Regions from separate parts of the Homo sapiens genome. Here region 1 is linked to region 2. The links are chromatin loops, found by intact Hi-C in ENCODE. Cell type or tissue: right lobe of liver. All regions are shown on one strand. Links, peaks and the distances in the headings refer to the core of each region. The heading gives the core; the rest is flanking DNA.

Evidence for each region. Peaks named below come from ENCODE experiments on the same cell type or tissue, not always from the same donor. Only the 100,000 strongest peaks of a DNase experiment are listed, where the experiment ranks them.
Region 1: it touches region 2 in a loop (2.2-fold over the local background); 7 of 110 quality-filtered maps call a loop at or near these places.

Annotation. Positions count from the first base shown.
Region 1 is chr18:49,566,948-49,581,965 of GRCh38, forward strand. It overlaps LIPG (lipase G, endothelial type), which reads left to right. Exons shown (of 10, transcript NM_006033.4): 3 at 495-674; 4 at 2,490-2,601; 5 at 8,422-8,643; 6 at 14,468-14,710. Among named protein-coding and RNA genes, the nearest start is that of LIPG, 12 kb to the left of the region's middle. In right lobe of liver, for the core only: no CTCF peak of the experiment used is centred there; no DNase peak of the experiment used is centred there.
Region 2 is chr18:49,621,256-49,636,273 of GRCh38, forward strand. All of the region lies in intron 1 of LOC105372112 (a long non-coding RNA gene), which reads left to right. Among named protein-coding and RNA genes, the nearest start is that of LIPG, 67 kb to the left of the region's middle. In right lobe of liver, for the core only: a CTCF peak has its summit at 8,141 (motif pointing left); DNase peaks (open chromatin) are centred at 7,066, 8,076, 9,226, 10,486 and 1 weaker place; H3K27ac peaks cover 6,762 bases.

The DNA of each region.
Region 1 (15,018 bases), core at 3,995-11,994, 54 kb before region 2:
ATGGAAGACAAATACCTGCGTAGTGATTCTGCCTGTGCTGGTCCTGCTCATGTGCAAATGTTTGGTCCCTGAGCAGCCAATGTGCAGATTCTAAAATTGTCTGGGGGCACTGGGCATGGTGGCTCACGCCTATAATCCCAGCACTCTGGAAGGCCTAGGTGGGAAGATCGCTTGAGCCCAGGAGTTCAAGACCAGCCTGGGCAACATAGTGAGACCCTGTTGCTGCAAAAAGTTTAAAAATTACCCAGGCATGGTGGCATATGCCTGTAACCCAGTCACTCTGGAGGCTGAGGTGGGAGGATCACCTCAGCTCAGGAGTTGGAGGCTATCATGAGCTGAGATTGTTGTCAGTGCACTCCAGCCTGGGCAACAGAGTGAGACCCTGAGTCAAAAAAAAAAAATTAATTGGGAAGAGGGTCATATAGAAAGGAATTCCATATTTTTTAGGATTTCTGAAACCAAGAATAAAAAACAACTTCCACTTTTCTCTGCAGATGAGCGGTATCTTTGAAAACTGGCTGCACAAACTCGTGTCAGCCCTGCACACAAGAGAGAAAGACGCCAATGTAGTTGTGGTTGACTGGCTCCCCCTGGCCCACCAGCTTTACACGGATGCGGTCAATAATACCAGGGTGGTGGGACACAGCATTGCCAGGATGCTCGACTGGCTGCAGGTACTGGGGGATGAGAGGGAGTCTCCTGTCACCAGCAGGATCTCAAACCCAATCTTCTTAAGAAATGCAGGTCATGCATCTGTTGCCATGAACTTCTGGAGTCTGATAAAAATCTTTGAGATTAAAAGTTTTATTGAATTAAGTATTGTTTGGAATACTTGAAAGCTGGGACTTTTTGAGAGCCTTTTAATTATTGATAGATCTCTGGATTTTTCCTGTTACTTAATTTGCTGAAAATTGGCCTTATGGGTTGTTTCTTCCTGATCTTAGAAACAGATGCCCTTAGGTTGGTTGGGGATGGCCAGGAACCAGGCCAGGCTTGTGATCTGAAATTCCTACAAAGACTGCTCTTGTCTCTGAAGCATGGCTGTGCTGAGGGTGGGGAGGGGGTTATTTCAAAAATGCAGCCTAATATCTCTTTTCTTTGAGATGGAGTCTTGTTTTGTTGCCCAGGCTGGAGTACAGTGGTGTGATCTTGGTTCACTGCAACCTCCACCTCCCAGGTTCAAGCGATTCTCCTGCCTCAGCCTCCCGAGTAACTGAAACTACAGGCCTGTGTCACCATGCCCAGCTAATTTTTTTGTATTTTTAGTAGAGATGGGATTTCGCTGTGTTAGCCAGGATGGTCTTGATCTCCTGACCTCATGATCTGCCTGCCTAGGCCTCCCAAAGTACTGGGATTACAGGCATGAGCCACCGTGCCCAGCCTGCCTGATACCTCTTTTATAATATGAAGTGTGGAAAACAGATCTTGAAGTCTTATATTTACTTTTTTTTTTGAGACAGAGTCTCGCTGTCACCCAGGCTGGAGTGCAGTGCCATGATCTTGGCTCACTGCAACCTCTACCTCCTGGGTTCAAGCAATTCTCCTGCCTTAGACTCCCAAGTAGCTGGTTTTACAGGTGTGAGCCACCATGCCCAATTAATTTTTGTATTTTTAGTAGAGATGGGGTTTCACCATGTTGGCCAGACTAGTTTCTAACTCCTGACCTCAGGTGATCTGCCTGCCTCGGCCTCCCAAAGTGCTGGGATTAGAGACGTGAGCCACCGCACCCAGCCTATTTACTTTTAATAGGTTAATAATCTGCCTGAGATCAGTGGATTTAGCTGGGAGAAGGCAGGGCAGGGTACACTGTCAAAGCGGCACCATTATCTGGGCAATTCCGGCCTGGCCTTCCTTGTTCCCATGGAATGGGATGAATTCTGGCAGAATTCTGGTCAGGATTCTCGAGCAGTCCCTCTGTCCTCTACCTAAGCTCTTCTATAGAGTTTGGTTTCCGAGCCATGGGGTTACCTCCTTACCCCCCAGATGAGTGCTCTGACAGGGGACAATGCGTCAAGTCTGGGGTCCCACATGGGCTTGTGAGGAGGAGGTTGGCAGCTCCTGGGGCTGGGTGGAGGTCAGGCCTTAGAGGGCAGGCAGAGGGCATTCTGCTGAGGGCTGTGGTTGGCACTGCAGTCTCCAGTGAGTACGGCAGCTTTGACCTCCTCACCATCACCCTCCCCTCTCTTAGATACTGCCAGAAAGAACAGGAAATGTGTAGGGAACAGCCACATATGCAGCCTCCAGTCATACCCTCCACCCTGTCCCCACACTTGGCATTTGCAGTGCCACCAAGTCCTTTTGGCCTCCCCTAAGCTGGCTGTGACCCACACATGTAGCATCACCAGCAAAGCCAGTGGGGCCCTGGGGAGTCTCTGTGCCCACGGCCCCTGCATCTCCTCCTGCTCCGTGACTGAGTTGTTGAACTGCTGGTGATTCTGGGGGCTCTGGACCCTGCTCTTCTGCTCACATACTTTGGTGACTTTCTATAGGAGAAGGACGATTTTTCTCTCGGGAATGTCCACTTGATCGGCTACAGCCTCGGAGCGCACGTGGCCGGGTATGCAGGCAACTTCGTGAAAGGAACGGTGGGCCGAATCACAGGTGAGCTCCACTTCCATCACTAAAGGGCTCCCTCAGCTGCGCTAAGCCGGAATGCTCCCAAATGAGGCAGCAGAGTGAGTCATAGAAAGTTAGCTTTGGAAGGAACCTGGAAAGCATCTAATTCAAAACTTCCCAAGCGTTTTTAGTCACAAGAAACTTTTTTTTTTTTTTCCAAATTGAACTCGCATAGGCCCGCAGTATATGAGACACAGAAAGGGGGGTGCTGTGGGTGAAGTGGGGTGGGTATATGGCGGCTTGTGTTAGCCTTGCCAGTGTGGGCGTTCCCCTTCCCTATAGGCATCTCAGAGTCTCAGAGCACCAGGGAACACAGTTTGAAAACCATAGGCCTGGTCCAATAGGTGAGGAAACAAACACGGAGAGGTGAGACAACTTGCCCAGGGGCAAACAGCTAATAACTCAAGAGCGGAAGCTGGATAGAGCCCTGGCCCCAAAGCTTTTGGGTGTTCCCTTCAGGTCTCCACCCAAGGACTCAGGGGAAAAGAATGAATAGTAGATTTTAGTTTGAATTCTGCCTCTGATTTCTATCTTGTCTCCCAATAGCCTCTTTCCCATGTTAAGGTAGCATATTTATGAATGAGAGCTACCAATTTGGAAAGGGTGGTTCAACTTTGTAATAAAAGGAACCTTTCTGATATTGGTCCCCAGGGGGTCAACAGAAAATTGAATTTTCCATGTTGAAAACTGCATCTTAGTGAGCTTTTAACATGAGAGTTTGGATTAAATCATTTAATGATTGTGAAAAGTGTAAAAGGTTTTCTTTCTCATTTTTGGGCCCCTCAAGTATATACACAGAGATTCCTCTATGCTACAATTAATGGTAAATTTGTTGCCCTGAACTTCTATCCTTCTTCCAGCATTATTTTATTTAAAATTACCCCTAGCTTCCCCCTTACTCCCAAGATTCTAAGGGTGATCACCTAGAAGGATAGATCTGAACAATTCCTTTCCCTGCAGTGTTTTCATTTTAAAACAAAACTCAGGCTGGGTGTGGTGGCTCACACCTATAATCCCAGCACTTTGGGAGGCCGAGGTGGGTGGATCACGAGGTCAGGAGTTCAAGACCAGCCTGGCCAACATGATGAAACACTGTCTCTACTAAAAATACAAAAATTAGCCAGCTGTGGTGGCGGGTGCCTGTAATCCCAGCTACTTGGGAGGCTGAGGCAGGAGAATCGCTTGAACCAAGGAGGTAGAGGTTGCAGTGAGCCGAGATTGTGCCACTGCACTCCAGCCTGGGTGACAGAGCAAGACTCCGTCTCAAAAAACAAAACAAAACTCAGGTAGAAGAGAGTCCTTAGCTAAATAACGATTTGGTAAAGGTAGAATTTCAGATTTCAGTGACAAGCTGATATGGTAGAATTTTAAAAAGAATATTTGTGAAGTTTTCCTGGCTCTCCTGAATCCTGTCCCTGGGCTTGAGTCTAGTATGTGCGTGCACACACATGAGCATGCATGCACACACATGCCTGTTGATCCAATGACTTGATTCATCCCAGCTTGAGAGCTTTATTTTTGATTTCCAAGACTGTGGGGCTTGAGCTGCCCAAAGCGGGCTATGATTGTGTGGCCACCCATGACTGCTCATTAACCCCTTGCTGGTGCAAAGCAGTTTGACTGGAAGCCACTCGGGTTCCATTGTCTGAGCGCCTCTTCCTAGCCCCTGAATGAGAGGTGTGATGTTTCAGATCCAGGCACCTGAGTTCAAATTGTAGCACACACCACAGTCCAGGCCCAGAATGTCAGTAACGATGACAAACTGCACATCTTGCCTTTCTCTATTTCTAAATCTGAAATGAGATGGGGCTAGGGAGGGAACTTTCCAGTTCTTTCCCCCTGCCTGTTTGAGTGGCATCTGCTGGGGTGAGGGCTTTTCTCCTGAGGGTGGCAGGAGAGCCAGGCAGAATGCTAATTAGTGCTCTGGGATGTTTGCATGGAGCATGATGCCCACATGCCCTGAGCATGGTCCCTTCCCTCTGGCCTTTCTCTGTAGAGAAGGGGCCTGGCCTCTGTCCAGTTGCCAAGCAGCACCCCTGACACACGCTGTTGTGTATGTCTGATGGGGGAGGCTGCGTCCTCTCCTTTCCCCTTGGTAGACTTCTCATGGACCTGTGGACAAGGTGATCGCAACTGGTAAGAGGACAGATTGAGACTTGCATGGGGTCCTGCGTCCAGTGATGCCACTATGCTAAGGCCACCAGGCAGTCCTTAGCCTGGGCCTTGCAAGGGTATATCTGAACCCCAATCTTGCTTGGACCAGAGGGTGTGGATGGGGGTTTGCTAGAGTTTTACTTTCTTAGGCTTCTGAGAGAAGCCTGTGATACTAGGAAAGAGGTCATATATTTATAGTTGAACCTGTGCCTTGTTTGCTATAATCAGGTAAGCAAGCAGATGAATTTATTCAAGAAATGTGTCCATATGTGCAGGCTAGATGCTAGCTAATGTCAAATACCTCATGTGTGGCCGGGCGTGGCCGGGCGCAGTGGCTCACGCCTGTAACCCCAGCACTTTGGGAGGCCGAGGTGGGTGGATCACCTGAGGTCAGGAGTTCAAGACCAGCCTGGCCAACATGATGAAACCCCATGTCTACTAAAAGTACAAAAATTAGCCGGGCATGGTGGTGGGTGCCTGTAATCCCAGCTACTCAGGAGGCTGAAGCAGGAGAATCTCTTGAACCCAGGATGCGGAGGTTGCAGTGGGCTGAGATTGCGCCACTGCACTCCAGGCTGGGTGACAAGAGTGAGACTCTGTCTCAAAAATAAAAAATAAAAAATAAAAAACAAACAAACAAAAAACACCTCATATATGACAGCTACTCTATGCTATCTCTGAACCACATAGCAACCCTGAACATTCTACGGAGGGGGAAACTAGGACTCAGTGATTAAGTAAAGGGCCCAATATCCTGGGCCCTATAAGTAGCAGAGCTGGGACTCAAACCCATGCTGTCAGATTCCAGATCCCATGCACCTCACTGCTGTGCCATGCTGCCTCTCTTCTGTGGACAGAGATAAAGTAGCCAGGCATGGTAGTGCATGCCTGTAATCCTAGCTACTCGGGATGCTGAGGTGGGAGAATCACCTGAGCCCAGGAGGTGGAGGTTGCAGAGAGCCGAGACTGGGCCACTGCACTCCAGCCTGGGCAACAGAGTGAGACCCTGTCTTAAAAAAAAAAAAAAAAAAAAAAGTAGCCGTTGAACTACAGCAGGCCCTGCCCTGCCGGGCCAGAATGCACAGCCCTGGAAGTTTTACATGTGTGCATGTGTGTGTGCTCCATTTGCTGGACAAAGCAACTTTGGAGGAGTCTATGACTGAATGGAAGAAGCGGCGGAGGTTCTCTATCTCCTCTTTATTTAAGGAGGCAGTTCTCCCTGTCATTCATCCCTAGTTAAAAAAGTTAAATGTGCCACTGTACCCCTGAATCTGTGGGCCACAGATATGTGTCAGGGACAGTCAGAGCAGGGCAGGCAGGCTCTGGCTGGGTAGGTGAAGGCCCAGCCTTGCCTGCCAGCCAGCCTGTGAAACCCCATCAGCTGCCTGCATTCCTCCAGCACAGCCTGGTTTCCATGGCACTGACCGTCTGGTGGGGACCTTTGTTCACACCAAGTAAAGAGCCTCTCTCTTGTATTGATTGCAAAGCAGAATGTTGCTCTCTTTCTCTTTCCTCCAGGGGACATGGTGAGAGGCAGGGAGAGGCCGCTGTGTCAGTACTGCGGTCCTTGCGGCCTCTGAAATGGGTTGTCGTGGGCTGTTCTGGGAGCACACTGCTTTTGTGCCATCTTTCTTTTGGGTCCTGGGCTAGGGATAAACTCTCAAGCAGCCTGGGCTCCCTTTCTGTCTTGGTTGCACATAAAGTTATCTAAATTTGGCTGGGTGCAGTGGCTTATGCCTGTAATCCCAGCTACTCAGGAGGCTGAGGCAGGAGAATCGCTTGAACCCAGGAGGCGGAGGCTGCAGTGAGCCGAGATCGTGCCACTGCACTCCAGCCTGGGTGACAGAGCAAGATTCCAACTCAAAAAAAAAAAAAGAAAAAAAAGTTATCTAAATTTTTGGAAACTATTTAGCGTTTCAGCCTCTACCAGTTCTCATATGAGTAATGAGTTCTGCAAGTTGACCGTCCACTCTAGACGGTAGCTCTGCCTCTTGTTTATCCTGAAACTACCATCTCAAGTCTCCTGATAGGCTCCCTGGTTCTAATGTGCTGTGGTCTGGTGAACACGGTCGTTAACCATGTCCTCCTTTCAGGACTCTTGTTGGTCACATCTCCTCCCAGCCTTGGTGTTTCGAGGCCAGGTTTTCTCAGCCTAGGCAATATTGACATTTGGGGCCAGGTAAGGTTTTGGTGTGGGGTGTGTGTGTGTTGGGATTGACTTGTGCACTGTAGAATGTTTAGCTGTATTCCTGGCCTGGCCCTGCTAGATGCTAGCAACTCTCTCCATCAGAATGGGGGCAATAAAAAGGTCTCCAGGAATTTCCAGATGTCCCCTGGGGGGCAAAGCCACTTGTAGTGGTGAACCACTGTTCCAGCGGCCCTTCCTTCCTGGCACATTTCATCCCTTAACTTTCTCCAGGTCCTTCCTGTGTGTCTGTGGGGCAAAGAGCTGTTCTGGTTGGGATAAATCTGGTTCCCATAATCACTTGGGCTTGGTAATAGTAGCTAATACTGACAGGCACTCAGTCTCTTAAGATCTCACGTGGACTTTGAATTAAGGTATAAATTCAGGTTCCATTTTATAAATGATAATGAAACACAGGGAAGTTTTTCAATATTTGGCCCACAGAATACCTACTTTTAGGATCATCCGGGGAATAAATATCTATTTCTATGTGCCATAATTCATATCTACCCACTAGGAGTTCAGGCACTTGGGAATCTGCATTTTATACTTTGCAAGTTCTCTTTTGGAATGGTTTTACATTAATGCAGTTTTCAAATCAAAAGATGGTGAAAGTCTCTCTTACTGCTCTGCTACCTGTCCGTTTCCCTTACCCACTCTCTCCCCCAACGCACACGCATACAGGTAACTAGTTGCTTGTGTGTCCTTCCAGATTTTTTTGTAGCTGTATGGTGGAATTTAAATTTAACAAGCTCCCAATTTCAAATATGAGAACCAGTGCTCTCAACAGTGCTGCTTGCCTGCTCAACACAAAATGTTTGGAGGCGGAAAGGTTTTCTCACGGTGGCTGCAAAATAGAGGAATTCTGGAGGCCTGATGTATGGATTCTCAGTGTATTGGGTGTCCTCTTCTCTCTCACCATTCCACCCCTGGGCCTGATTAAAGGAAGAAGAATAAATTCAGATACAAATAGCTCCGTTTGGGGAGACTGGATTCTCCTTCCAGAAGGATGTAGGCAGCTTAGTTATTCTGTAAAAATTCTGCTACAATTAAGGACATGAAAGATGCTCAGTGGCAGAATGAATGGGACAAATGGCTTAGTTTCAGGCAGTCTGAGTTCTTTCTAGAACTGCTTCAGTTTTAACAGGAGCAGTTCCTTGGAGCTGTGTGGCAGCGAAACTTGTGGCTAGTTGACGGGGTTTGGCTGAGGTGACGGGATACATGAAGGCTTCAGAAGAAAGTATAAATTCCATAACAGTAGGATTTAATTTCTGCAATGATGTCTTGGGGTCAACTGCATATGGAAATGGGTTTCTTATTTTCTTCCATGCTTTCCATGTCTTGATTCTCCCAGCTGGTCTCAGAAGTCATCTTCATTCTGCACACTCAGACTTAACTTGTAATCAGGACTCACTGACCAGGTGCACCTGACACCACAGCTGTTTTGGGGCCTCCTTCTGCTGCAGGTTTGGATCCTGCCGGGCCCATGTTTGAAGGGGCCGACATCCACAAGAGGCTCTCTCCGGACGATGCAGATTTTGTGGATGTCCTCCACACCTACACGCGTTCCTTCGGCTTGAGCATTGGTATTCAGATGCCTGTGGGCCACATTGACATCTACCCCAATGGGGGTGACTTCCAGCCAGGCTGTGGACTCAACGATGTCTTGGGATCAATTGCATATGGAAGTGAGTTCCCTCTTTTCTGCTTTGTGTTTGACTCAGTTTATTCCATCTCCTTCTAAATCAGCCAGAGCCTTTAGCACTGCAGGCACTATTTATTCATTATTCTCACCTCCCACCACAGAGGCCTCCAATGCTGTATTTAATATTTCTCATTGTTCCCCAAGACTAACCAACCCAGTGGTTCCTGCTTTGCTTTCTCACGCTTTAAGGTCACAGTTGTTATTGATTAATTTCTTTTCTTTTCTTTTTCTTTCTTTTTTTTTTTTTTGAGAGGGAGTTTTGCTCTTGTTGCCCAGGTTAGAGTGCAATGGTGCAATCTCGGCTCACTGCAACCTCCACCTCCCTGGTTCAAGCGATTCTCCTGACTCAGCCTCCTGAGTAGCTGGGACTACAGGCACGTGCCACCATGCCTGGCTAATTTTGTATCTTTAGTAGAGATGGGTTTTCACCATGTTGGCCAGGCTGGTTTTAAACTCTTGACCTCAAGTAATCCACCTGCCTCGGCCTCCCAAAGTGCTGAGATTACAGGTGTGAGCCACCGCACCCGGCTGATTAATTTCTTTTTATGACAAAAGGAATACACACATTTGTTGAACAAGAAATCAAGCATTATAGACTTGAATAAAGCAAAAGTGCGCTCCCACTCCCACCCCTACTTCCACTCTTCAGATGTAGCCAGTATGAATGCTTTTGTGTGTATCCTTCTAGTCTTTTTTCTTTGCAAATTATTTGCATGCATATTTTTCCCCCAAATCACATTGTTCTGCAACTTTATTTTTATTTTAATTTTTTTCAACTTTCTTTTTTTTCCTGTAATAATATATTATGGATATTCTTTTTCTTTTCTTTTTTTAAAAGACAGAATCTTGCTTTTTTTTTTTTTTTTTTTTTTTTTTTGAGACGGAGTTTTGCTGTTGTTGCCCAGGCTGGAGTTCAGTAGTGCGATCTCAGCTCACTACAACTTCTGCCTCCCAGATTCAAGCAATTCTCCTGTCTCAGCCCCAGTAGCTGGGATTACAGGCCCCCACCACCATGCCATCCCCGGCTAATTTTTTGTATTTTTAGTAGAGATGGGGTTTCACCATGTTAGCCAGGCTGGTCTCAAACTCCTGACCTCAGGTGATCCATCTGCCTCGGCCTCCCAAAGTGCTGGGATTACAGGTGTGAGCCACTGCACCCAGCCAGAAGCTTGCTATGTTGCCCAAGCTGGAGTGCAGTGGCTATTCACAGCTTACTACAGCCTTGAACTCCTGGGCTCAAGCTATCCCCCTGCCTCAGCCTCCCAAATAGCTGAGACTACAGACATGTGCCACTGCATCTTGCTGTTATGGATATTCTTAAATATCAGAGCACACAGATTTACTAACATTATTTTTACAGGCTGTGTAATATTCCATAGCATGGATACACTCTATTTTATTTTATTTTTTATTTATTTATTTTTTTTTTATTGATAATTCTTGGGTGTTTCTCACAGAGGGGGATTTGGCAGGGTCATGGGACAATAGTGGAGGGAAGGTCAGCAGATAAACAAGTGAACAAAGGTCTCTGGTTTTCCTAGGCAGAGGACCCTGTGGCCTTCCGCAGTGTTTGTGTCCCTGATTACTTGAGATTAGGGATTGGTGATGACTCTTAACGAGCATGCTGCCTTCAAGCATCTGTTTAACAAAGCACATCTTGCACCGCCCTTAATCCATTTAACCCTGAGTGGACACAGCACATGTTTCAGAGAGCACAGGGTTGGGGGTAAGGTCACAGATCAACAGGATCCCAAGGCAGAAGAATCTTTCTTAGTGCAGAACAAAATGAAAAGTCTCCCATGTCTACTTCTTTCTACACAGACACGGCAACCATCCGATTTCTCAATCTTTTCCCCACCTTTCCCGCCTTTCTATTCCACAAAGCCGCCATTGTCATCCTGGCCCGTTCTCAATGAGCTGCTGGGCACACCTCCCAGACGGGGTGGTGGCCGGGCAGAGGGGCTCCTCACTTCCCAGTAGGGGCGGCCGGGCAGAGGCACCCCTCACCTCCCGGACGGGGCGGCTGGCCGGGCAGGGGGCTGACCCCCCCACCTCCCTCCCGGACGGCACGGCTGGCCAGGCGGGGGGCTGACCCCCCAACCTCCCTCCCGGATGGCACGGCTGGCCGGGCGGGGGGGCTGACCCCCCCACCTCCCTCCCGGATGGGGCGGCTGGCCAGGCGGGGGGCTGACCCCCCCACCTCCCTCCCGGACGGGGCGGCTGGCCGGGTGGGGGGGCTGACCCCCCCATCTCCCTCCCAGACGGGGTGGCTGGCCGGGCTGAGGGGCTCCTCACTTCCCAGTAGGGGTGGGCGGGCAGAGGCGCCCCTCACCTCCTGGACGGGGCGGCTGGCCGGGCAGGGGGCTGACCCCCCCACCTCCCTCCCGGACGGCACGGCTGGCCAGGCGGGGGGCTGACCCCCCCACCTCCCTCCCGGATGGCACGGCTGGCCGGGCGGGGGGGCTGGCCCCCCACCTCCCTCCCGGATGGGGCGGCTGGCCGGGCGGGGGGCTGACCCCCCCCCACCTCCCTCCCGGACGGGGTGGCTGCTGGGCGGAGACGCTCCTCACCTCCCAGATGGGGTGGCTGCCGGGCGGAGAGGCTCCTCACTTCTCAGACGGGGCGGCTGCCGGGCGGAGGGGCTCCTCACTTCTCAGACGGGGTGGTTGCCAGGCAGAGGGTCTCCTCACTTCTCAGACGGGGCAGCCGGGCAGAGACGCTCCTCACCTCCCAGACGGGGTCTCGGCCGGGCAGAGGCGCTCCTCACATCCCAGATGGGGCGGCGGGGCAGAGGCGCTCCCCACATCTCAGACGATGGGCGGCCGGGCAGAGACGCTCCTCACTTCCTAGATGTGATGGCGGCTGGGAAGAGGCGCTCCTCACTTCCTAGATGGGATGGCGGCCGGGCGGAGACGCTCCTCACTTTCCAGACTGGGCAGCCAGGCAGAGGGGCTCCTCACATCCCAGACGATGGGCGGCCAGGCGGAGACACTCCTCACTTCCCAGATGGGGTGGCGGCCGGGCAGAGGCTGCAATCTCGGCACTTTGGGAGGCCAAGGCAGGCGGCTGGGAGGTGTAGGTTGTAGTGAGCCGAGATCACGCCACTGCACTCCAGCCTGGGCACCATTGAGCACTGAGTGAAGGAGACTCCGTCTGCAATCCCGGCACCTCGGGAGGCCAAGGCTGGCGGATCACTCGCGGTTAGGGGCTGGAGACCGGCCCGGCCAACACAGCGAAACCCCGTCTCCACCAAAACCAGTCAGGCGTGGTGGCGCGTGCCTGCAATCGCAGGCACTCGGCAGGCTGAGGCAGGAGAATCAGGCAGGGAGGTTGCAGTGAGCCGAGATGGCAGCAGTACAGTCCAGCTTCGGCTCCACATGAGAGGGAGACCGTGGGGAGAGGGAGAGGGAGAGGGAGAGGGAGAGGGAGAGGGAGAGGGAGAGGGAGAGGGAGAGGGAGAGGGAGAGGGAGAGGGAGAGGGAGAGGGAGAGGGAGAGGGAGAGGGAGAGGGAGAGGGAGAGGGAGAGGGAGAGGGAGAGGGAGAGGGAGAGGGAGAGGGAGAGGGAGAGGGAGAGGGAGAGGGAGAGGGAGAGGGAGAGGGAGAGGGAGAGGGAGAGGGAGAGGGAGAGGGCTCACCGGATACACTCTATTTTAATTTTTGGTAACATTTTAAAGAAGCAAAACCATTTCACTTAAGTTTTTTCCATTCACTTAACATTTTTCTTCTTCTTCTCCTTCTTCCTCACTATGTTTCCCAGGTTGGAAACAAATGATCCTCCTGCCTCAGCCTGAGATTACAGGCGCAAACCACCATACCTGGCTCCAAAATTTATCTTCTGAATGCTTGAGCTTATTCTCAGCAGATTTGGGCTGAACTGAATTTGCTGCTAAAACTGAGGTGTAGGGCAGTGACCAATTTTGGGGGGGTTTCTTATCCTTTTACTGCCTTGGCTGCTGACAGCATTTCCTGTCTTGACCCCAGGCAGCTCTCTCCACTCTGATGCTGTGCCCTCCACATGTCCTGCCCTGATGCTCAGTCTTTCCCTCTCCCGGTTTAATCCAAGTAGCTCTGCAGGGTTTGGAGGTCCATGCAAGGGGATTTTACTCCCTCCTCAGAATATAGGATGATGGCCTTTCTTTCCTTTCCTTTCCTTTCCTTTCTTTTCTTTTCTTTTCTTTTCTTTTCTTTTCTTTTCTTTTCTTTTCTTTTCTTTACTTTACTTTTGATGGAGTTTCACTCTTGTTCCCCAGGCTGGAGTGCAATGGTGTGATCTCTGCTCACCGCAACCTCCACTTCCAGGTTCAAGTGATTCTCCTGCTTCAGCCTCCCAAGTAGCAGGGACTACAGGTGCTTACCACCATGTACAGTTAATTTTTTGTATTTTTAGTAGAGGTGGAGTTTCTCCATTTTGGCCAGGCTGGTCTCAAACTCCTGTCCTCAGGTGATCCACCCACCTTGGCCTCCCAAAGTGCTGGGATTACAGGTGTGAGCCACTGCCCGGCTGGATGATAGCATTTCTTAAGGCTGCTGGTGCCAATGAGGCAGGGTTGGGGTTGGTTATGCCAAATTTTTTGTAAGATCCCAGAAATTATTTGGGCCAGAAAATCCAAATTGTATGCCTAACTTTGTAACCAACTGTCTCTATGACCCTGAGCAGATTACCTCACCCCTATGGACCTTTGGGTCATAATCTTTAATTGAAGGGATTAGACTAGAATGAGGTTGTCAAACATCTTCTTAAAGCATCAGCTAGTAAATGTTTTAGGTTTTGTGGGCCGTATTGCCTCTGTTCCAACTCTGCTGATGTAGCATGAAAGTAGCCATGACAATATATAAACAAATGAGGGTGACTGTTCCAATAAAACTTTATTTACAAAAACAGGTGGCCAGCAGGCATGGTGTGGTGCACCTGTAGTCCCACCTATTTGGGAGGCTGAGGCAGGAGGACTGCTTGGGCCCAGGTGAGGATCACTTGAGCCCAGGAGTTTGAGGCCAGCCCAGGCAACATAATGAGACACTGTCTATAAAACAAAAACAAAACAAAGCAAAGAAAAAAAAAAGAGGTAGCAAACCTGCAAGCCATATTTTGCTGAGCCCTGCGTGAGATGATGTTTAGGATCTGATCCATTTGCAGCATTCTGTGGCTGTATAGCCCTATTAGGAGGTAGTGACTCCTGCTGCACAGCTGGTCTGCATCACCCTACTTAGCACTTATTATATGGGCGTTCTTGCTCTTTATTGCTTTGTGTGTATTCGTGCTGTCTTCCCATCAAGAGAGTGAACAGTTAGGCAGCATGAATGGCCTTAAATTCCTCTACATCTTAATGGGAACCTAGCACCTTGCTGGACATTAATGAAGCATTACACAGGTCGGGTGCAGCGGCTCACATCTGTAATCCCAGCACTTTAGGAGGCGAAGGTGGGAAGATTGCTTGAACCCAGGAGTTCAAGACCAGCCTGGGCAATGTGGTGAAACCCTGTATCTACAAAAACTACAAAAATTAGCCAGGTGTGGTGGTCATGTGCCTGTCGTCCCAGATACTGGGGAGGCTGAGGTGAGAGGATCACCTGAATCTCGGAAGTTGAGGCTGCTGTGAGCGGGGGGTCGTGATTGTCCCACTGCACTCTAACCTGGGCAAGAGTGAGACCTTGTCTCAACACAAATAAACAAGCAAAAGAATTACATGAAAATACTAACAGCAACAATAAACAGCTATCACTGTTGAGGAGTACAGTATTTATTATTTGAGTGTCTAATCATCAAGAAGGGCTCATCCTGCATGCTTTTTATCTCTCCCACCCCCAGCAATCACAGAGGTGGTAAAATGTGAGCATGAGCGAGCCGTCCACCTCTTTGTTGACTCTCTGGTGAATCAGGACAAGCCGAGTTTTGCCTTCCAGTGCACTGACTCCAATCGCTTCAAAAAGGGGATCTGTCTGAGCTGCCGCAAGAACCGTTGTAATAGCATTGGCTACAATGCCAAGAAAATGAGGAACAAGAGGAACAGCAAAATGTACCTAAAAACCCGGGCAGGCATGCCTTTCAGAGGTAACCTTCAGTCCCTGGAGTGTCCCTGAGGAAGGCCCTTAATACCTCCTTCTTAATACCATGCTGCAGAGCAGGGCACATCCTAGCCCAGGAGAAGTGGCCAGCACAATCCAATCAAATCGTTGCAAATCAGATTACACTGTGCATGTCCTAGGAAAGGGAATCTTTACAAAATAAACAGTGTGGACCCCTTTTGTGATGTGGCTATCAGTCCATGATCACAATATCAATATCTTAAATTTCTATCTTGCATTTAACTTTCAAAGCTGTTTCATATTTGTTTTCTCATTTGATCATCACAAGAAACC
Region 2 (15,018 bases), core at 3,535-11,534:
TTGTCACACTGCTTTCCACAATGGGTGACCTCTTGTTTCTCAGAAAAAAAAAATCCCATTCTTACGGTCTGTGATCCACACCTGTTCGTGGTTTCCTGGGTCTCCAACTTCCTCTCCTCAGTCTCCTTTACCAGGCTCTGTTCTTGCATCCTAAACACTCTCTTCTCTCTCTCTTTTTCCTACATTCACTCTCAGCTGTTTCTCCAACATAATATACAAACCACCACCAATCCCTCATTCCTAACTGGACATCTTTCCTGAGCTCAACCCAGCTGTCTCCAGACACCTAAACTGAGTGGGTGAGACTTAGTGTGCCCCCCTCTCCCTTTCCTGTGCCTCAATGAGCAGCTCAAGCCAGAAGGAGTCTGTGACTGAAGTGTGTGCTTGTCTCTGTGTGGTGACTGATGAGTACAGGACGCTCCTTGGAACCCATGATTTCTTCCCCATCCTCTGAGAGCAGGTTTGGAAAGGAGAGAGAGAGAGAGATTGAGAGAGAGAAATGGGGGAGGGAGGAGAGAGGCATGAGACGGAGCAGGTTTTCTCTTTTAGAAATGAACATGTTTTATTCATGTTTGCGACTTTGTAATAATGAACGGTTGTCAAGGCAGGATGCTGGCAGATTCCTCTCCAAGAATGCCCTTGGGGCTGAACCCAAACAGGAAAATCATCTTGACCTTTTCCTGAGATTAGATCTGGGTCGGGCACCTCATCAGAGAGTTGATTTAACAGCTGAAGTCCCCTGACAAGAAGTGGTGACTGAGGGGAGGGCTGGGCAAGGAGGGAGGGTTTTTAAGGAAGGGCTGGGTGTGTGAATGTTGCCACCGCCGGGCGGGGCTCTGTAGCCCTCATGAGGGTGGACGCCATGCTCCCCATCTCCTAGCACAAAGCTTCAGGGAAACAGACCCTAGAGGACCTGGCAGGCTGGGGAGAAAGGAGGCGAGAGGCTGTAGCAGTGACATAGGCTAAACTGACCTCACCCCCAGCCGGGAGCTTGGAAGCTGCAGTGCCACGTGGGCCTTCAGGCTGCTCTGGTGGCTGTGACCACAGGCTGCGGAATGGCTTCTTGGCTTCTCTATGGCTCCTTGCTGTTCCTGGTTTTGAACAGTTGGGATGACTCCTTGGAAGGTTGGCTTGTGGCCTCTACCTTTCTATTTATTTTTTATGTTTGTATTCTTTTTTAGCCCTTACATCATTTGTAAGGCCTCTCCTTTACTAATGCGTTCTTGCTCCTTCCACCTTTCCCCCCATGTTCTTCTCTGATCCCAGTTACCTTTTCCTAGTGGAACTTGGTAATGCATCCCCTCTGGCTCTAACCTGGATCGCGTCTCCTAATTGATGTCTCCAGTTAGAGACCTCTGTCCCAAGGCTTGGCTTTTAGGAGGTTTCCTTCGCATCTTTTTCTTCTGCACAATGTTCCTTCACACAGTTATAAGACCTCTTCATGCCACGCCTCAGGCCAAATGTGTTTAGAAGCTCCCTGCAAACGTGATGGACCCATTCTGAACAACTCACTCAGGGACCTGGTGCTCTCCCAGGCCCTTCCCTATTTTAAACTTGTCTGCAGCCACAGCACCCCTGCTCTGGCCCCTGACCTTCCCCCAACTTCAGTGTGTGTGACACACACGTATGCACACTCACTCTCACAACCTTCTTGCCTGGAATGCACTCCTTGGCATCTAGTCCTGACTTCTGCATTGTCAGGTTATGCTGGGACTCCATCCTCTCTCAGAACCTCAGTTCCCCCGGAGAAAACAGAAGCTTGGACCAGATGAGCTTTACTGGGATCCCCTTCAGCACTGAGATTCTTTAACTTTGTGACTATAGCCGTCCCCCCTTATCCTCAGGGGGATCCACATTCCAAGACTTTCGGTAGATGCCTGAAACTGTGGTTAGTACCACACCCTATATATGATTTTTTTCCTATACATGCATTCCTTTTTTTTTTTTTTTTTTTTCCAGACAGAGTCTTGCTCCGTCGCTCAGGCTGGAGTGCAGTGGCATGATCTCACAATCTCACTGCAACCTCCACCTCCCGGGTTCAAGGGATTCTTGTGCCTCAGCCTCCCAAGTAGCTGGAATTACAGGTGCCTGCCACCATGCCTGGCTAACTTTGTATTTTTAATGGAGAAGGGGTTTCACCATATTGGCCAGGCTGGGCTCAAACTCCTGACCTCAAGTGATCCTCCCACCTTTGCCTCCCAAAGTGATAAGATTATAGGTGTTAGCCACCGTGCCCAGCCCTATACATGCATTCCTATGGTAAAGTTTACTTTATAAATTAGACACAGCAAGAGATTAATAACAATAAATAATAAAATAGAACAATTAATATGCCAGCATCATTACTCTTGCACTTTCCGGCCATTATTAAGTAAAAAGAAGGGTTACTTGAACACAAGCACTGATACTTCATACTGACACAGTGATATGATAAGATCTGACTGCTACCCAGACAATCTGAGCCTGATGCTAAGTGACTAAAACAGGGGGCAGCCTATGCCGGACAAGAGATGATTCATGTTCCAGGTGGGATGAAGCAGGATGGTGTGAGATTTCATCACACTACTCAGAGGGCGAGAAATTTAAAACTTTTGGATTATTTCTGAAATTTTCCACTTAATATTTTTAGACCACGGTGGACCTCAGGTACTCAATGGGAGGATCTTAGAAACCATGGAAAGCGGAATCGTGGATAACAAGGAAAGCTAACAGAGGCTGGGCACGGTGGCTCATGCCTGTAATCCCAGCACTTTGGGAGGCTGAAGTGGGCAGATCATGAGGTCAAGAGATTGAGAACACCCTGGTCAACATGGTGGAATCCTGCCTCTACTAAAAATACAAAAATTAGCTGGGCGTGGTGGCATGCGCCTGTAGTCCCAGCTACTTGGGAGGCTGAGGCGGGAGAATCGCTTGAACCCGGGAGGCAGAGGTTGCAGTGAGCCGAGATCACGCCACTGCACTCCAACCTGGTGACAGTGTGAGACTCCATCTCAAAAAAAAAAAAAAAAAAAAGCTAACGGAGAATACGGACTTGGCCTCAGATACATCTGTGTTCCTGACAGCAGCAACACAGAAACTGCTGGACAGGCCGTGTAGGGTTTGTTACTCTGTCCCACTGTGAGAGCAAAAGGTCTCGATGGTGTGGGTGTCTCTGAGTACAAAGTATGCCCCAGATGAATGGAAAGAAGGCGTGTTCCAGGGGTGTACATGGAGGCCATTTCTGGGCATTGGATGACAGCAGAAGTCAGAGTCTGAGCAGAGCTCTTCACTTTAGATGATGCCAGTGACCTTGGGATCTGCAATCTCACGCCATAAGCCTCTGCTCTCTTGTCTTAGCTTCTTATTCTGTAAAAATGGGGAGAATCTGTGAGGTTAACTATGGTAGTGTGGTGTGAGTGCCTGTCATATAAAGGGCACTCAGTAGGTATCAGTTTTCTGACCTCCTTCTGCCCATCCTTCCTTCCCTACACATTCTCAGGGAAGACAGTTTCCCCTTGACTCAGCACCAAGTTTGAGACAAGTAATCTTCTCACTTTGTGGGACAGATATTTTCTTGTTCCACCTTTCCGCTCGGGTTTAGCCCTTTAGAGACCCAGCATAAAGTTTCCTGTCTGACTACCCACTTTGGGATGGCCCCAACCTTCGTTTCCATGTTCTCCAGCTTCACAACCTCTCTCACCGATTTCCATCATCGACCAGTCCTGACCTTGTGGGTGAGAGGGAGTGCTTCCCTCTCAGGGAGGCATGGCCTCCCTGGCCAAAATGTAAACTTGTTCATTTCAGGAATTATTTTTTCTCCTCTTAAAGGCCCTGCCACGTGTGACTCAGACCCAGGGTTGTTCCTGAGCGAGACCTCAGTGGTAAATCACAAGGACTGGGCTCCAGCCCACACAGATGCTATCCTCTTTCTTCTGTGACTGTGTCTTAGCTTAAGTAGAAAAAAACAGAGAAACAAAGGCACTGTCTCATTCTGCGCAGCTGTTGTGCCCAGGGGTACTGGTCTAAGCCTCACTCTTCAAATCCCTTTGCAGCAGAAGGTAGAAGAATTTAGGCAAATAGAAGCTCCAAAGAAAATAAGGTCATGGTTTAATGACCCCAGGCTTGTCTTGAATGAGCCAGTGGGTGACGGATTTCCACATTACCTCTGGCAGGTGAGGTTCATGGGCAAACACATTAAACAGGAATGAGAATAGCATTCAGATTTCCATCATTAAATATCCATAATATTTGATCTTGTGAAAATAAACAACAAAGTGCTAGAAGAGAGGTCCTATGGAATAGCGAAAGTTGATTCATCTGGGCCAAAGGTGACCAGCTAGTGTGGCCAAGAGCGTGACAGCAGGAATTCAGGCTGCACGATGCTTCTCTGGGAGTGAATCTAGTTTGCCCAGTCTGTGTTCTGGGCCCAGAGTGTGTCCTTAGAGGGCGGCCCGTGGCCTGAACAAGAGCATTGCGGATTTGCCTGCAACCTCACCTAAATCCAGCAATTCTGAACTCGGAATAGGGAAACACGGCATCCGATTCCCAGGGGAGCTTGTGAAACACACACACACACACACACACACACACACACACACACACACACACATTTCCCTACCCATGTGGTTGTGTCTTGGTAGGACTGTAGTGTGGCCTGAGAATCTGCATGTTTACTGAACTCACCAGGTGATTCTGCCACATAGCCAGGTACAGGAACCACAGCTCTAACCCAGCATGAAGTGATCGGCGGTGGATACATCAACTTCCAAATTGGCCCCCATTCTGTTCCCTCTCTGTGCTTCTCCACTGCTTCTCAGCTGCCACGCTACGCTCTGTGTGTGTGCCCGTACGTGTGTGCATGCTCAAGAGTGTACAGTTCTCAGATCCACCCTCCCTACAATGAATGAAACTCTCCCACAGCCCTTCCCTGCCAGTTTTGAGAATCACTGCTTTCCTCATTTCCACGTCTCAGGCTGCATAGGAGAGGAAGTTCATCTGTGTGTGCACCGGGCTTTGGGATGCTGTTCCTTTGTTGGAGGGAGCAGAGCCCTTCCATGGCCTTGGGGGACATTTGGAAATGAAAGGAAAAGGTGCACCCCAGAGGTGGGGCTGTCTCTGGCCTGGACACGTGCTCTGTGGACCAACAGTTTTGCCATTGATAGGTGGTCTTACAGGGGGTTGTATAAAATTCCTCCGGAAATGCTGGGCATGGTGGCTCACGCCTGTAATCCCAGCACTTTGGGAGGCTGAGGCAGTTGGATCACAAGGTCAGGAGATCGAGATCAGCTTGACCAATATGGTGAAATCGTATCTCTACTAAAAATACAAAAATTAGCCAGGCATGGTATCGCATTCCTGTAATCCCAGCTACTTGGAAGGCTGAAGCAGGAGAATCGTTTGAACCTGGGAGGCGGAGGTTGCAGTGAGCCAAGATTATGCCATTGCACTCCTGCCTGGGTGACAGAGCAAGACTCTGTCCCCCCCCCCAAAAAAAAATCCTCTGGAAAGAAAGGTGCCGCGTTAGCTGTGAGGTGTGCCCACAGTGCCAGCCCACAGGGGCTGCTTTCTGCTTCGGGTCCTTGCCCCTTCCTGGGAATGCATGGGTAATAAAAGGAGCAGAACTGGCACTCAGCTCAGTCACTGATGACAGATGACGCTGCTTACACAGTGGGAAGGGCTCTGAGCCAGGGTGGAAGGGCCCACACCGTGCCTTGGGGGATTTACTGTTGAGGAAAAACTCGGGGGCCTTTTGTCCCTAGGGGTGCCCCAGAAAGCCTCCTCAACCCTGTTTCTCCAGGCCCACAGGCACGCCTTGCCCACTCCACATGCTTGCCTCTAGGCCAGTCCCTGCCCACTCCTCTTCCCTTGATGTTCTGTGCTCCAAGTCCCCTCTCCTTTGCCTCAGAAGACAAGCATGGGCCTCTTGTCACCTGAAGGGCTTCCTGCCCTTGCCACAGGGAGGACAGAGGTGTGTAATGGCACAAAGGGGGCATTGCAGAGCATGCGCCTTGCCTGGGTTGCCCCCAGCGTGGCCCCTGGCTCCTGACTTCCTTCCGAGATTGAAGAAGGAAGTCATGTGCACAGAGGTCAGTAACAGCCCTACCAGCCCCGGCTCCCTGTGTCAAAAATGCAACAGCTCACACCTCACTTGTCTTTCCACATCTTCTTTCCTGCCTGTCTATTCTTCTATCCTGCTGACTTTTATTTTTATTTTTTATAAAGTCCAATTAATCAATTTTAAAAAATAGATTGTACTTTTGGTGTTGTAACTCTTTCTCGTGCACTCACTCTCTCACTTTCTCGCTCGCTCTCTCTTTGAGACAAGGTCTTGCTCTGTTGCCAGGTTGAAGTGCAATGGCATGGTCATGGCTCACTGCAACCTCGACTTCCTAGGCTCAAGTGATCTTCCCACCTCAGCCTCCCGAGTAGCTAGAACGACAGGTGTGTGCCACCATACCTGACTAATTTTGATTTTTGTGGAGATGGAGTTTCACTATGTTGCCCAGGCTGGTCTTTAACTCATGGCCTCAAGTGATTCTTCCACCTCAGCCCTCCAAAGTGCTGGGATTATGCATGAGCCACTGCACCCATCCTCGGTTGGCTTTTTGAGCCTCTTTCTCTTTGTTTCCCCTTTTGGATCAATAGTGAACACGTGGGGGCTACCCTGCATTCTGATGTGGCCAATCCCTGGTCCTGGCCCCCTAGATTAATGCCCTGAGTCAATCAGCCATCCTCCAGACCATCCTCAATCTTATCCCTGGTCCTGGCCCTATCCTTTGAATCTTGCTGACCTGAGTGGAGGAAGTAGACAGGGAAGGAATCTAGCTGGGGAGGAGGAAGGAGAGGGCTTCTTCCTTGCCTCCACTCAACAGCTCTCTTTGCTATGTCCTTCGAGTGCTCTCTGATTAAGACGGCCTGGCTCAGGCCCCTCTTATACCCTGTTGCTCTCAGCATTTACATATCATGGCCATGACTTTGCAGGTTGACAGGAAACCAAAGCTTCATGTGAGCACATTCTATCATCCCAGTTAGATCAAAGAGGGCAGGAGATGCACCCTGCACTCACTAGTGCCCTGCACACTGGCAGAAGTCCAGCTGCTTGGCTAACTGGTTACTCCTGGTGAGACATTTCCTGGCTTCCTGGGAGGCACTGAAGGCAGTTTCCACCAGAGGCTTGGTCTCCAGGAAAGCCAACGCAAAGAAGAGCTAGCTCTCTTGGTGGGAAGAATTCCTGGGCTTATAAAGGAAGCATTTCAATGACCAAAGCACTCTGTTTACTCATTCATTTATTCTTTCATTCATTAATTCCTAGTAGGCCTACTCAGTGCCAATCTAGGTAATACACAGTCCCTGGGAGCTTACCATCTTGTTGGGAAGATGAGACTTGAAACAATGGGACAAGGCAAATAAGATTAAATGCCCCAGATACTTGATTTGAATCATGGATTGAGGAGGTAAGAGAAGAATGGTGGGGCTATAGGAGAGGGTAGGTGCTCTCTAGGAAGCAAGCGGTTTCCCAGCCCTGGAAGAAAGGGTAGGATTTAGACATGTAGATGAGAACATGGAAGACCTTCCAGACACAAGAAATGAGCAAAACCTCGGTGTTTTGCAGTGAGAGCAGAGGGCATTCTGGGGCAGTGGAGGGAGCTTGAAGAAATCAGTGTGGGTTCTGTGCTGCTGCCCTGGATGCAGCAGGCCGGTGGGCCATGCTGGCCATTCCAAGCCTTGTCTGGGAATTGCTCTGGTAACCAAGAATGCACTGAGAGTGACGGACGTGCTGAGGCTGCACTCCCCTCTTCCCATGCCCTATGAGCAGGCCCAGGCGGGGCCGAGGCCCCATCCAAACCACTCTTGTCTTGGTTCCGGCCCAGAAGTAGCAAGAGAAGCTGGAAAGGCAAAGCTTCTTGATTTCCACTGCTTTCTGAGCTGGCCAGGTGGAAGGCAGCCAGGGAGGAGCAGCTGGCGACAGCCCGCCTGACTGCCTCGGATGGCAGGCAGCTACTCAAGGGAACAATTGGGCAGAAGCAGGGGGCAGGGGGGTCAGGGAACATGGACCAGTGGAATTCTGAACAAGGTCAAAGTCCAATTTGGTACAGTGCTTGATTACCAATTTAAATCTCATCTTTCCTTCCAGAGTGGCTGCCCCCTGCAGGAGAGGCCAGGGCTGCCACAGGGGAAATTTGCATTTTAGGATTCCAAGTGCAGGGTGCCCTGGCAGGGCTGTACTCAGCCGGCGGTCCAACGGGTGCTCGCCCTTGCACCTGGCAGTCGCATGTTGAATATGCTCCTATTTTCCCTACTTCTGGCTGCCTGTATGCTTGGGAAACAAACACAAAACGAAAAACTCTTCTTACCTCTTGCAGTCAGGGGAGGATCCCAAAGCATGCAGGGTGGGAGGTGGTGGGGTCTAGACAGTGGGTAGTGATCGTAGGTTTTTCACACCTGAGGCTGGAAGAAAGTGCTAAGGGATTGGCAGTCAAATGGGCAGCAGGGCACTTAAGGGGGTGATGTGGAATGGAGCCCATAGAAAGAGGCAGGAATCTGGGGTGCAGTGGTGGCTCAAGGGTGGGTTCTACAGAAATGGTTGATCGATTGATTCCAGGCATGTAATTCGGTTTGAAAACAAGCTCCTCTTTGAGACTCTTCCCTTGGGGCAGTTGGTTCTCAGTCTTTGACTTCACCTGGGATGCTTTTGAAAATATTAATGCCTAATTGTTAATGGCCTGGAAATTCTTTCCTACTTTATTTTATTCATCCATTCATTCTCATCAAGAAAGCAAACCTATGCTTTTTAAAATTTTTAATTTTTGCTCCTAAAAAAGCAAACCCAAACCTGCAAATTCTGATTTAGCAAATCCACAACTTCTGTCTCTTCCCATCAACACCAGTACCTCTACCACCATTACCACCATCCCAAGGTAAGGTGTGGAAAGCTCCTCTGCCCTGGCATGTCCTACAGAACTCCCTGGGGTGGGTCTTTTTGTTACCCCTTTACCATTAAATCAACACACATTTATTGGGTACCTAAGTGTTGGTGAGAATGGCTGCACAGCCTAAAGTCTAGGCTGCTTTTGGTGTTTGGTTTCTTTCAGCTGTATAGGACTTTCTGTGAGAAGAGGGAGTATGTGGTGCAATTTGTTCATGACATCAGAGTTCATGGGGACAATGACCTGCTTGCAGAGAGTTTGCTTGCTGGCATATCCAAAGGCAATGCCTGTTGCAATCTTTTAGCTGCTGTGGGGCTGGGCATCAGGACTGGATTACCCAACACCCTGTGACCAGGAGCCTTGTGGGTACACACACACACACACACACACACACCCCCACACCCTTCCTTACCTGAGGCACCTGAAGATACATTTTGTGCATCCTGCAGTTAAGTTGATGGTCAACCAGGCCTAGCTGGCCCAGACTCCATCTGAGTAATCCTGGGACTCATGGAGTGCACTTAGATTTATTGTGGGCCCCAGGGGTTCATCACTCTCCCCTTTTCAGGTGACAATGGGGACAGAAGCTGCCGTGATGGGGACCCTCTGTTATCTTTTCTTGTCTGACTGGAAGGAGAAAGGAATGCCTGAAATCAGCCTATTGCAGAGGACAGTGGGCTCCCTCAGGACTCAGAGTCCTCAGGCTCTCACTGGTGTCCATGGCTGGCAGGATGTCTGGGAGGCTACTCAGAGATGGCCACTAGATAACCAGGCTACATATGATATTTGCTGGGACACGTTCCCCACGTGGAAACTCCAGCCCCACCCAGTCCCATTTGCCACTCACCTTGGAAGTGTTAGGAGCTTTTGTGGGGGCACATTTAGGCCCCACTGCAGATCAGAAATCCTCAGTAGCTCCAGGGGCCCACAGCGTAAAGCCCAGAGGCCTTCGGGTGCCATCCAGGACATTTTGTCATCTCCTCCCAACTGTCCTCTCCAGCCCCTTCTGCCTTTCCTCTCCCTTGGATCTTCTGCTCAGACTGGCCCCCTCTCTGCCCACCTCACCCCTGACTCACCTAGGATGTTCCCCAGGCCTTTGACCCCATGTGCCGTTAGTACCGAAGGTGGGGGAGCACTCGCTTTCTCCCTGGATGCCCACCAAATCCCGCCACACATTCTAGGACCAGTTCTAGGAAACCTGCCTCCACTGGGAGTGATTTCTGGGCGTTTCTCCAGGGTGGTGCCTTGTATTAATCACCTCTGCATCTGCAGTGGTTGGTATGGTGTGAAGAAGACTCTCAAGAAGCCCTGGCTGGATCAACACTCGCACACGAATGATCTCTGTCCTTCCTGCAGCACTCTGCCTTAGGTGTGCTTGTTTGCATGTGCGTGTATCATCTTAACCACCTCATGAGCTCACGGAAGGCACAGCCATGCATTTCACTCCTCTACGACCTCACAGGCAGCCGGACCTCTTGTGCATGCAAGTGTTCTGTGATAGATGTGTTCTGATGATAAGGAAGACAGACATTGAAAGTAGCTTTCTTTCTGCTCCCTGATTTGGACCCTGGGCTCCAGCCAAGCCTGTTTCTTCACTGTCCCTGTCACATGCTCCCTGCTCCCCTGGGCGATCACATTTGCTCATTCTGTACTCTAGTCCCTACTTTTGTCCCCAGTCCTGGTTATTGTCCCCAAGGTCAGACTGAACCCCACCTCATCCATAATCCCCACCTCCAGATCTCTTGGGACCGGAAGACTGCAAAGATGCTCAGTTCACCAACTGGAGTACCCAAGCAATACCATAGTTCTTCCTTTTCTGTAAAATGGCTCAATGCTGACTTCACATCCCCATCATACTGGGCTGTCCAGAAATTCAACCCAGGTCTTTCTTTGGTCACCCTCTGGTCCCCCACTGGGTTGGCTAAAGGCTCCCAGCCCCTCTTGCCATGGGTCCTTACTGGTCACAGTGGAGGATGCCCCTGCCTGGCAGGTGTGGCCTCTGTGGATCTACTGTGCTGTGTCTTGCTGGTCACCTTTGAGTTACGGGCTTCTGTGGTGAGCCCAGTGCCCAAGGTCCAGCCTCCCTGCTGTGCCATAAAAGCCATTCCTTCTGAGAGCCTCTCAGTGTGAGGTGCTTTCGGGGAGCAGGTTGTAAGTTTCTATTGATTTGGGGACCCACAGGCCACTCCCTAATTACTGATTTTAGTCTAGGAACATCCCACTCCTCAAGTCCCGTTCTCCTCAACTTTGGAAAGTTCAGACACCCCGCTGCAAAATTCTCCCAGGCAAGGAAATTGAAGCCACCACCTGTGAGAGCTGGGGAAGGCAAGGGCAAAGACAAAAGAGGGGCATGGGCACTAGTTCAAAAATTCCTGTGCCTGGCCCCTCTCTTCTGAGCTCCATTTGTATTAATAAACACTCTTTGAGTGCTCTTTACTTTTTAAATGCAATACTCTTGTCCCGCGAATGAAAGTGTAAATCCTGTGAGATCCATTCCCTGGTGGATGAGACCTATTTTCTCATATTTCCTCCTTAGCAACTCGTGCAGAGCTAAGTGCACGGTAAGGGAGTGTCAGGGCTTGTTGGCTGACTCTTGTGTCCAGAGCTCATCAGAGAATGACTCCGGCTCTGCTCCAGCTTCTTTGAAAGCGAGGCTTTTGCCTCGGCAGCCCTCACTGCTTCCTGTCCTCAAGAAGACATCAGCTCTACTCATAGCTGCCTCTCCTCCCCAAACTCTTCCTGCCTGTGGTCCTCTCCCACCAGCCCCACGATGTTCGCCTTGTCCTGGAGTGGGGGAAGACAGCCCACAGCAAAGAGACACGCTTCCTTCTACATCCTGGCTGGGATGCAGAACTGAGTGATGCCAGTCCCAGCCCCTTGTGCGGTAGGAAGGCTGCAGGTCCTTGGGAGAAGTTTTGAAATCCCTTTCTCTTCCTCTCCTGGTGGGACTGAGATATTGATAAAAAGTCTCAGCAATAAGGGGAGAGAACACAGCGAAGGAGAGGTCTGTAGTCACAGCTAATCTCAGGCTAGTTCTAGGCATTCTTCCTTCCTTCATCCTTTGAGCCTGACCTCCCTCCATTCCCTCCCGCCTTTCTTTCAAACTCACCTTGACTCTCTATTCCCAGCTCCCCAACTCAAGTCATCAATGTTAACAGACTAGTGCCCATCCCACTACACCTTTCTTCATACATGTGCACACAATCATACAAACTCATCTATAGGTTAACTCATGGTGGTGTATTTTTTTTTAAATAACATCATTCTATATAGACTTTCTGTATCTTGCTATTCTTGCATAACAATGTCATATTAAAATCCCTCCAGGTTAACTGGCATAAATAGTATGCCTTTTTAAATGGCTAAATACTATTCCTTGAAATGGCTACACCACCATTTATTAAACAGGTTTCTATTGATAGGCCATCAGACTGGTTTCTGTTTTATGCAATATAAACAATGCTTCTGTGTTGATTTTTTTTTTTTTTTTTTTTTTTTTTGAGATGGAGTTTCGCTCTTGTTGCCCAGGCTGGAGTGTAATGGAGCAATCTCGGCTCACTGCAATATCTGCCTCCTGGGTTCAAGCAATTCTCCTGCCTCAGCCTCCCGAGTAGCTGGGATTATGGCGCCCACCACCACACCCAGCTAATTTTTGTATTTTTAGTAGAGAAGGGGTTTCACCATGTTGGCCAGGCTGGTCTCAAACTCCTGACCTCAAGTGATCCACCAGCCTCGGCCTCCCAAAGTGCTGGGATTACAGGCGTGAGCCACCATGCCCAGGCAATTGGTGCTTTTTAATGCTATGGAATAGATTCCCATACATGATTTCTGATTAAAGGGAATGCATGAAGGTACGATTTAGGTACAGTAAAATTAACCCATGTTCATGTAGATTTCTGCAAGTTTGCACAGACACATACAGATCATAACCAACACCATAATCAAGATACAGAACAGGTCCATAACCTCAGAAAGTTACTTTTTTTTTTTTTTGTAGTCAATTTCTTCTCCATCTCCCACCCTTGAAACCACTGATCTGTTTCTATAGTTTTGCCTTTTCTAGATTGTCATAGAAATGGAATCACAGAGTAGACTTTTGAGTCTGGCTTCTTTCACTTAGCATGATAAGATCCATCCACAACAAGACTCATTCATTCATAACAAAATTCATCCATATCATTCATTTATAAAACGATTCACATTGTTGCAAATATCAGTGATTTGTTTCCTTTTATTCTGACTAGTATTTTACTCTATGGATGTACTAATGGATTATTTATCCATTCCTCAGTTGAGAGACACTTGTGTTGTTTCCATTTTTTGACACTTAAAATAAAACTGCTATAAACATTCATGTAAAGTTTATTTATGTGGATGTATGGTTTCATTTCTCTTGGTTAAATTTCTAGAAATAGGATTGCGGGGTTGTATGCTAAGTATATATTTAATTTTACAAGGAACTGCCACCTGTTTTCTATGGCTGTACCACTTTGAATTCCCACCAGCAGTACATGTTGTTCTGTGTCCTTGATAGCACGTGGTGTTGTTATTTTGATTTTAGCCATCCTAGTGTTTACTGGTATCTCATTGTGGATTTAATTTGAATTTCCCTAATGACAAGTGTCATCAAACATCTTTTCCTGTGCTTAATTGCCATCTATGTTTCTTCTCTTTCTCAAAGATTCTTTTCAAACCTTTTACCTTTTTTCTTTATTCAACTGCTTGTTTTCTTATTTGAGAATTCTTTATGTAACCTGGATACAAGTTATTTATGTGTTTGCAAATATTATTTTCCAGTGTGTAGCCTGTTTTTTTTTTCATCCTCTTAAGTGTGCTTTTAAAAAGTTTTTAGTAAAGTCTAACAACAATTTTTGTCTTCTCTGGATCATAGTTTTGATACAGCACCTGAGAAATATTTGCCTAACACAAAGTCATGGAGATTTTCTTGTATGTTTTCCTCTGTGTTTTATAATTTTAGGTTTATAGTTTTTGATTTTATACTTTGGCATATGATTCATTTTTAAAGTGAATTTTTGAATAAGGTAGGCTGCATGGGTTGAGGTTAATTCATTTGCATATGGACATCCAATTGTTTGACAACATTGGCTAAAAGGATCATCTTTTCTCATTGAGATGACTTCATACCTTTGTAAAAAATCAACTGACCATATTTGTTTGGGTCTATTTCTGGACTTTCTAATTTTTTCCATTAATATATATGTCTATGCTTTCTCTAATACCAGATATTTTTTAGTGTATTTTTTTTTTTTTTTTTTGAGACGGAGTCTCGCTCTGTCGCCCAGGCTGCAGTGTAGTGGCGCGATCTTGAGTTACTGTAAGCTCCGCCTCCTGGGTTCACATCATTTTCCTGCCTCAGCCTCCTGAGTAGCTGGGACTACAGGCGCCCGCCACCACGCCCAGCTAATTTTTTGTATTTTTAGTGGAGACAGGGTTTCACCATGTTAGCCAGGATGGTCTCAATCTCCTGACCTTGTGATCCACCCGCCTCGGCCTCCCAAAGTGCTGGGATTACAGATGTGAGACACCGTGCCTGGCCTTAGTGTACTTATTTTTAATTTTAATAAATATATTTTTATAAAGTATTGTTCAATTGCTTTCCAAATAGGCTGACCGATTCTTCTTTTCAATAGAATATATGAAAGTGTCCTATTCCTACATATTTTTGAGCAAAGGGTATCATCACACATTATTTTTTGCCAGTATCCTGGGTTAGAAGTATCTCAGCATTACTTCAATTCTGAATATTTTCTTTTAATTAGTCCTCTATATTACACTGGGGTAGAGAGAGGCAGAAGGAAAGAGCAGAGGTGAAGTTAAGCTTACAACATAAGCCTACTGTGACCCACAGTTTGTGCTAGGTCTTTTTTTCTATGTTAGATTTTATTTTTAATTTGAACACTTTTTTGATTTAATTTTTTTGTGTTAAAATATATATAACATAAAATTTACCCTTTTAACCATTTTTAAGTGTACAATTCAGTGGCATTAAATACCACACTCACATTGTTGTGCAACTGTCACCACTATCCATTTCTAGAACTTCTTTTTCATGATCCCAAACAGAAACTCTAGAACTTTTTCATGATCCCAA